Linked DNA regions of Homo sapiens: region 2 is linked to region 1. A link is a loop called in an ENCODE intact Hi-C map of the cell type or tissue named here. Cell type or tissue: dorsolateral prefrontal cortex. All regions are shown on one strand. Links, peaks and the distances in the headings refer to the core of each region. The heading gives the core; the rest is flanking DNA. Region 1 has its middle 38 kb from the start of LINC01804. Region 2 overlaps MYCNUT (MYCN upstream transcript).

Evidence for each region. A loop is a pair of places that touch in the nucleus more often than their neighbours do. Peaks named below come from ENCODE experiments on the same cell type or tissue, not always from the same donor. Only the 100,000 strongest peaks of a DNase experiment are listed, where the experiment ranks them.
Region 2: it touches region 1 in a loop (2.2-fold over the local background); 6 of 110 quality-filtered maps call a loop at or near these places.

The regions. Positions count from the first base shown.
Region 1 is chr2:15,651,318-15,654,223 of GRCh38, forward strand. No RefSeq gene overlaps it. Among named protein-coding and RNA genes, the nearest start is that of LINC01804, 38 kb to the right of the region's middle. In dorsolateral prefrontal cortex, for the core only: no CTCF peak of the experiment used is centred there; no DNase peak of the experiment used is centred there.
Region 2 is chr2:15,921,028-15,923,933 of GRCh38, forward strand. MYCNUT (MYCN upstream transcript) reads left to right here. Exons shown (of 3, transcript NR_125783.1): 1 at 1-36; 2 at 541-670. Among named protein-coding and RNA genes, the nearest start is that of MYCNUT, 2.1 kb to the left of the region's middle. In dorsolateral prefrontal cortex, for the core only: no CTCF peak of the experiment used is centred there; no DNase peak of the experiment used is centred there.

The DNA of each region.
Region 1 (2,906 bases), core at 94-2,593:
TGCTCTCCTGTGCTGTGTGCCCTGTCCCAGTGCCTGGCCAAGGAGGTGCACGTAGGAGCAGGTTCCTCCCGCAGAGAGGGGTGTCTTTTAATGTTCGCCAAATGGGTAGAAGGGCCCCATTCTCTCTCATCCAATTCAGTGGGCCCTGATTTGATTGTTTGTGGTAGTTTCATGGTACCTACTTTGCCAGAGCTATTATGCCTTTGCTTTTTTCCTTTTCTTTGAGATGAAGTCTCGCTCTGTTGCCCAAGCTGGAGGGCAGTGGCATGATAGCTCACTGCAACCTCAGCCTCCCAAGTTCAAGCGATTCCCCAGCCTCAGCCTCCTCAGTAGCTGGGACTACAGACGCGTGCCACCACACACAGCTAATTTTTTTGTACTTTTAGTAGAGACAGGGTTTCACTATGTTTCCCAGGCTGGTCTTGAATTCCTGACCTCAGGTGATCCGCTTGCCTCGACCTCCCACAGTGTTGGGATTACAGGTGTGAACCACTGCGTTCAGCCTTTTTTCCATTTTTTTTTTTTTTTTTTTGAGACAGAGTCTTGCTGTGTCGCCCAGGCTGGAGTGCAGTGGCACGGGCGTGATCTTAGCTCACTGCAAGCTCTGCCTCCCAGGTTCACGCCATTCTCCTGCCTCAGCCTCCTGAGTAGTTGGGACTACAGGCGCCCACCACCACGCCTGGCTAATTTTTTTGTATTTTTAGTAGAGACGGGGTTTCACCATGTTAGCAAGGATGGTCTCGATCTCCTGACCTTGTGATCTGCCTGCCTCGGCCTCCCAAAGTGCTGGGATTACAGGTGTGAGCCACCGCGCCCAGCCTTTTTTTTCCTTTTTTAAAAAAATAAAATAAAACAAGTACTAACTTCCCAGGCGGTTTTCCTGCCAGTTTTCCAGCTTTCCTTGGTGAAGTTGTGCTCCTGTAAATCACTCACGGGGATATTAAATAAATGCTGATTGTTGAGAACTCTCGCAGAGGGAGACCAGTGCTCAGATCAGAAGAGTCTCCCTCCAGCCTGAGGTTTGAGGCGCTCCATCTGAGTCCTCTTCTGTCCTGCCTTGTCCACCTTCCTGCCTCTGTGCCTCGGCTCAGATGGTTACTTTGTGCAGCAGCTGGGAGACAGACTTGGAACCAGGAGTTCTCCAGGCCCCGCCATGGTCTCTCCCTGCAGCCCCTCCTCCCATCCTGGCTGGCTGGTGAAGTTCTCAGCACCGGGACTCACAGGTCGCCACCTGGAAGAAAAGCCCCTGAAGCCCCATTTCGTTTAAACAGCGCAAACCTGAAGCACAGGCTGATGTTTAGGGATTGGGCTTTGTCACAGGCCAGTTTTCCTGACTAACAAAAATTCTAGGCACCTTTTATCGAGTGCTCTTTCTACCCCAGGAGCTCTGGACTCATTATCTGCTTTTATCGCCCCAAAATCTCTTCGAGGTAGGCTATACCACCTCTGCTTTACCAATCAGGAAACCAATCAGAGAAGTTACATAAAATGTCCCAGAGTCTCACAGCTGGTCCATATCATGGGCCTGGGATTCGAACTTTGACACCTGTGACTCAGAGCTCATGTTCTTTCGGCTCCACTGCTCTGCCTCCTTGGAAATAATACTGATGAGCATCCTTCCTCCTCCCAACTCGGGCCCTCTGGCTGCCCAATACAGCCATAAGTCAGGCTCTGTCCCAAGGTCCAGCCCAGTCAGGCCATGCTAGCCATGGGCTGGTAATGGGACCCCTGTGGGTGGGGGAGGGATGGACGCACTAATGCACTCAGCCCTCAGGCTGGAGATCAAACGGCCCAGCAGAGAGAGATGTAAATCACCCCTCAAAGAGCAGCAGTTCCAAGTGACCGGTGAACTCAAAGATTCCCACAGACACCCAATACCCCCCTCCAAGCCTCCCTGCTGCCCTGTGGGTGGGGGCCTAGCACACCCTGGGAACCCAGGTCCACCGAGGCCTCACAGGCCTCACCTCTTCACTTAGGATTCTTCTGCGGCCAAACCCAGGACTGGGGTCCCTGTAGTAATTAACATGCTCACCTTTGTGAAATGGTGTAGAGCAAGCCGATCCCAGATTCAAAACCTCCAGCCACTTCCTGCCTGGGTGATGTGAGGCAAGTCATTTAACCCTGAGTGGTTCTTCATTGATAGCATAGGGATGAGAAAAACAACCTCGCACTGTTGTTGGGAGACGAAACAGGTAGCGTGTGAAACCGTGGTGTCTGGTTGACACTAGAAGGTGCTAGCTCCCTTCCCCACTGTAGCCCTCTGCAAAATGTTTTACAACTTGTACCTCATTTAAACGTCATAACCTTCAGCAAAATGGGTATTATCATCTCTGCCCTTTGAGGAATTAGAGAGGTCCCATCTTAAGCCAGGAGCACTTGGCCAGCGTCAGGACATGAACCTGGCACCGCCTGACGCCAGTTCCCTCTTCACTTCCCTACTTGTTTTGAGACACTGGAGACCATATAGTTTTGTAAAAATGCTCTGCAGAGGTGAAGCGTGTCCTCGAAAGGAGATGGTGCCCCTCACAGCCGACAGCCTCAGTGCCTGTGCTGGGCCCCTCTGATAGCATGAGCAGAAGGTGGTACTGGCCCTGCACCTTCTCCAGCCCTTTGGTGAAGCACCTGTGGCTGCAGATTGGGCGGCCAGGAGTTGCAGCCTTCTCTGGGCTCCCACATGGAGGCGACTGCGCAGATAAACCCAAAGCCTTGGGCGCCCCGGCCCCTTCTGTGGCCTTCACACCTCCCGGCACTGCCCCTGCAGCCTGAGCCCCTGAGCTTGGTGGGAACTGAAGCCCTGGGCCCTGCCCCCAGGGAAGCCTCTGTCTCCAGCGGACCCCTCCTCAATCCGGGGCCTGCTTCTCATCTCCCAGCGCCATGGGCAGGATCCCGCTATCCTGTGAAAGCCG
Region 2 (2,906 bases), core at 254-2,753, 270 kb after region 1:
GATCTGGGATCCATCGTCCTCTAGACCCCAGTAGGAGTGAGTCATTTACAAGCGTTTGTTGAGAACAGGCTTCACTGATGGGTCTGTGCTGGTCTCTGGGAAGGCAAAGGTCACATGTAGTCACTGATCTCAAAGAAATTGACCCAGGCAGCAAGACACATGCATGCAATTAAATTATACCAAAATATCTAAGGGCCACCACACACCTTTATAAGTTTTGTGCACATTTTGGGACTACAGAGAAAGTCACAGGTAATTCCAGCTGGAGGAATACACTTGGCTTTCACTGAAGAACTTTGAGGGCTTCAAGGGCCAAGTCACACATCACGGCTGGAGAAGGAGAGGCTCAGAGGTGTGAACACATAGGAAATGCTTGGGGCAGGACCAGCCTTTGGGGCCAATGGTGTGGGTGGGGTGGAGGGGAGAAGAGGAGACAGATAAAGGAGGCTGCCTTGGGATGCAGAACAGGGAGCTGCTGGGGTAGCAAGCCAGCATCGTATCTGGTCAAGTGTCCTCACCCCTGCCTTCCCTCCTGCTAAGGTCTAAGCACCAGCGTGGTGGCCACCCCAGCAGCCTTGGACCCCTGAAGGCTTGAGCACCAAAGCACACACAGCTGCCTCTGGCTGAGTTCTGTGGTCGCCTGCACCCCCTCCACCTGCTTCCCCCGGAGGTAGGTCCTTCCACTGCCAGGGGCCGCCTCCTCTGAGGTGAGTAGTGCTGGTCCTCTCGAGGGACCCAGACACTCTCACAGCCCGGGTTGATACCATGAAGAGTGAATCCTCACTAGCCCTCTAAAATCGGAAAAGGGGACCCATCTCAGACAGTGCTGGGTTCAGCTGTGTGGACATCGACAGGGCTGAGAAGAGAATGTCAAACCCCAAAGCATCCCCAGGGCTGTGCCTTCCCATCCTGGGTGAGGGGAGTTCTGCAGGGGCACTGGGGTGCTTGTCTCCTGGGGTTCATAAATCATGTCTTTGGGGAGGCCTCTCTCACCCTGCATGGCTGGAGCAGGCCTCTCTCTCTCTCTCTCTGGCACTCCTGGGCTCCTATGTAGCATTGACCACAGGGTACTGCAGTTGGGCATGTCTTCATCTTCGTGCCTTCTGGGCTGGAAGCATCCAGGGGGCAGCGAGTGGGGCCTCCTTGTTTCTGAATCCTCAGAACTGGCACACACAGTAGGTGATCAACAAATGTGGATGGAAAAAGAAAAGTGAGCAAAAGAGGAAGGAAGTGGACGGAGGAGGTCATCGAGAAGGAGGAGCGCGGTGCTTGGAGTTGAGAGCAGGATGCACTGGGATTTCATTGGGTCTGACGCACTTTTGCCCTTGTGAACCCCATCCTTTAAGAAAAGATTAATAGTTGGCTGGGCGCAGTGGCTCATGCCTGTAATCCCAGCACTTTGGGAGGCCTAGGCAGGCGGATCACTTGAGGCCAGGAGTTTGAGACCAGCCTGGCCAACATGGTGAAACCCCGTCTCTACTGAAAAATACAAAAATTAGCCAGGTTTAGTGGCACATGCCTATAATCCCAGCTACTCAGGAGGCTGAGGCATGAGAATCGCTTGAACCTGGGATGCAGAGGTTGCTGAGATGACGCTGCTACAATCCAGCCTGGGTGACAGAGTGAGACCCCGTCTTTAAAAAAAAAAAAAAAAGTACAGTAGGCCTAGACACTGTGCTACTGTGTCCAATGAGGAAGCTGGCCCAGAGCACAGTGGTCACCTAGTAAGGAAAGGGACTGCCAGGCCCCAGCCAAACAAAACTGACCTTTTGTTGCAGCAAGTTCCTGGAAGCCCCCTCTTGTGCCAGACATTAGCCATTTGATTGCTGGATCTTGGGAAGGGCTGGATCTTGGAGGCAGGGGCTGAAGTGGTGGGCAAAGAGGCATGTCAGGAGATTGGAGCAGTGACTCTCCATTGACTGTGTGGCAGGTTCTTAGTATTTGAAAAATGGGTGTAGACATCCTGACACCTTCTTTTTTTTCTTTTTTTTTTTTTTTGAGATGGAGTCTCACTCTGTTGCCCAGGCTGGAGTGTAATGGTGCGTTCTGAGTTCACTGCAATCTCTGCCTCCTGGGTTCAAGCAATTGTCCTGCCTCAGCCTCCGGAGTAGCTGGGATTATAGGCATGTGCCACCATGCCCGGCTAATTTTTGTATTTTTAGTAGAGACGGAGTTTCACCATGTTGGACAGGCTGGTCTCAAACTCCTGACCTCAGGTGATCCACCCACCTCAGCCTCCCGAAGTGCTGGGATTACAGGTGTGAGCCACCACGTCCGGCTCTGACACCTTCTATAAGGCTTGGATGGAAGTAGAAATAACAAAATATGGCCACTGCAAAAATGCAAGATGAAGAAAAAGAAGGCAGCCAGCCCAAAGGCCAGGTTTCTGATCTGGGTACCAGTGAAAGAGACAATTCATTGGCAGGAGTAGTCTTCAGGGGAGAGATAATGAGTTCTGTTTGGGACACATTGGATGTGGTGTATCTCTGGGATTTCCAGAAAGCTATGCCCCTGTTGAATAGAAGGGTGCAGACTTTCTAGGAAATAAGATGGGGATGTAAACAGAGATGTGTGAGGTATCAGTCGGCACATAGTAGGCTCTCAATTAGTCTGTCTTGATGTGGTGTTGCTGACACCCCAGAGCTGAATGAGAAACCCCTAACGTGAACACATCAGCCCAGCTTGGGAGGTGACTGGGAGGACCTCACGCAGACTGACTTTAAGGAAAAGCACAGAACATCCTTTGTCTGATTATGATCGACACAGACACCTGGAGGGCATATCTCAGCTCAGAGTTCCCTAGGTGTGCTGGGCTGTCAGAAGTCAGCAGGAGGGGCTGGCAAGAGTTTGTCTTGAATCTTGAAATCTGGGAGGCAGATGAATAAGAAACTGCATTTTCCAAACCC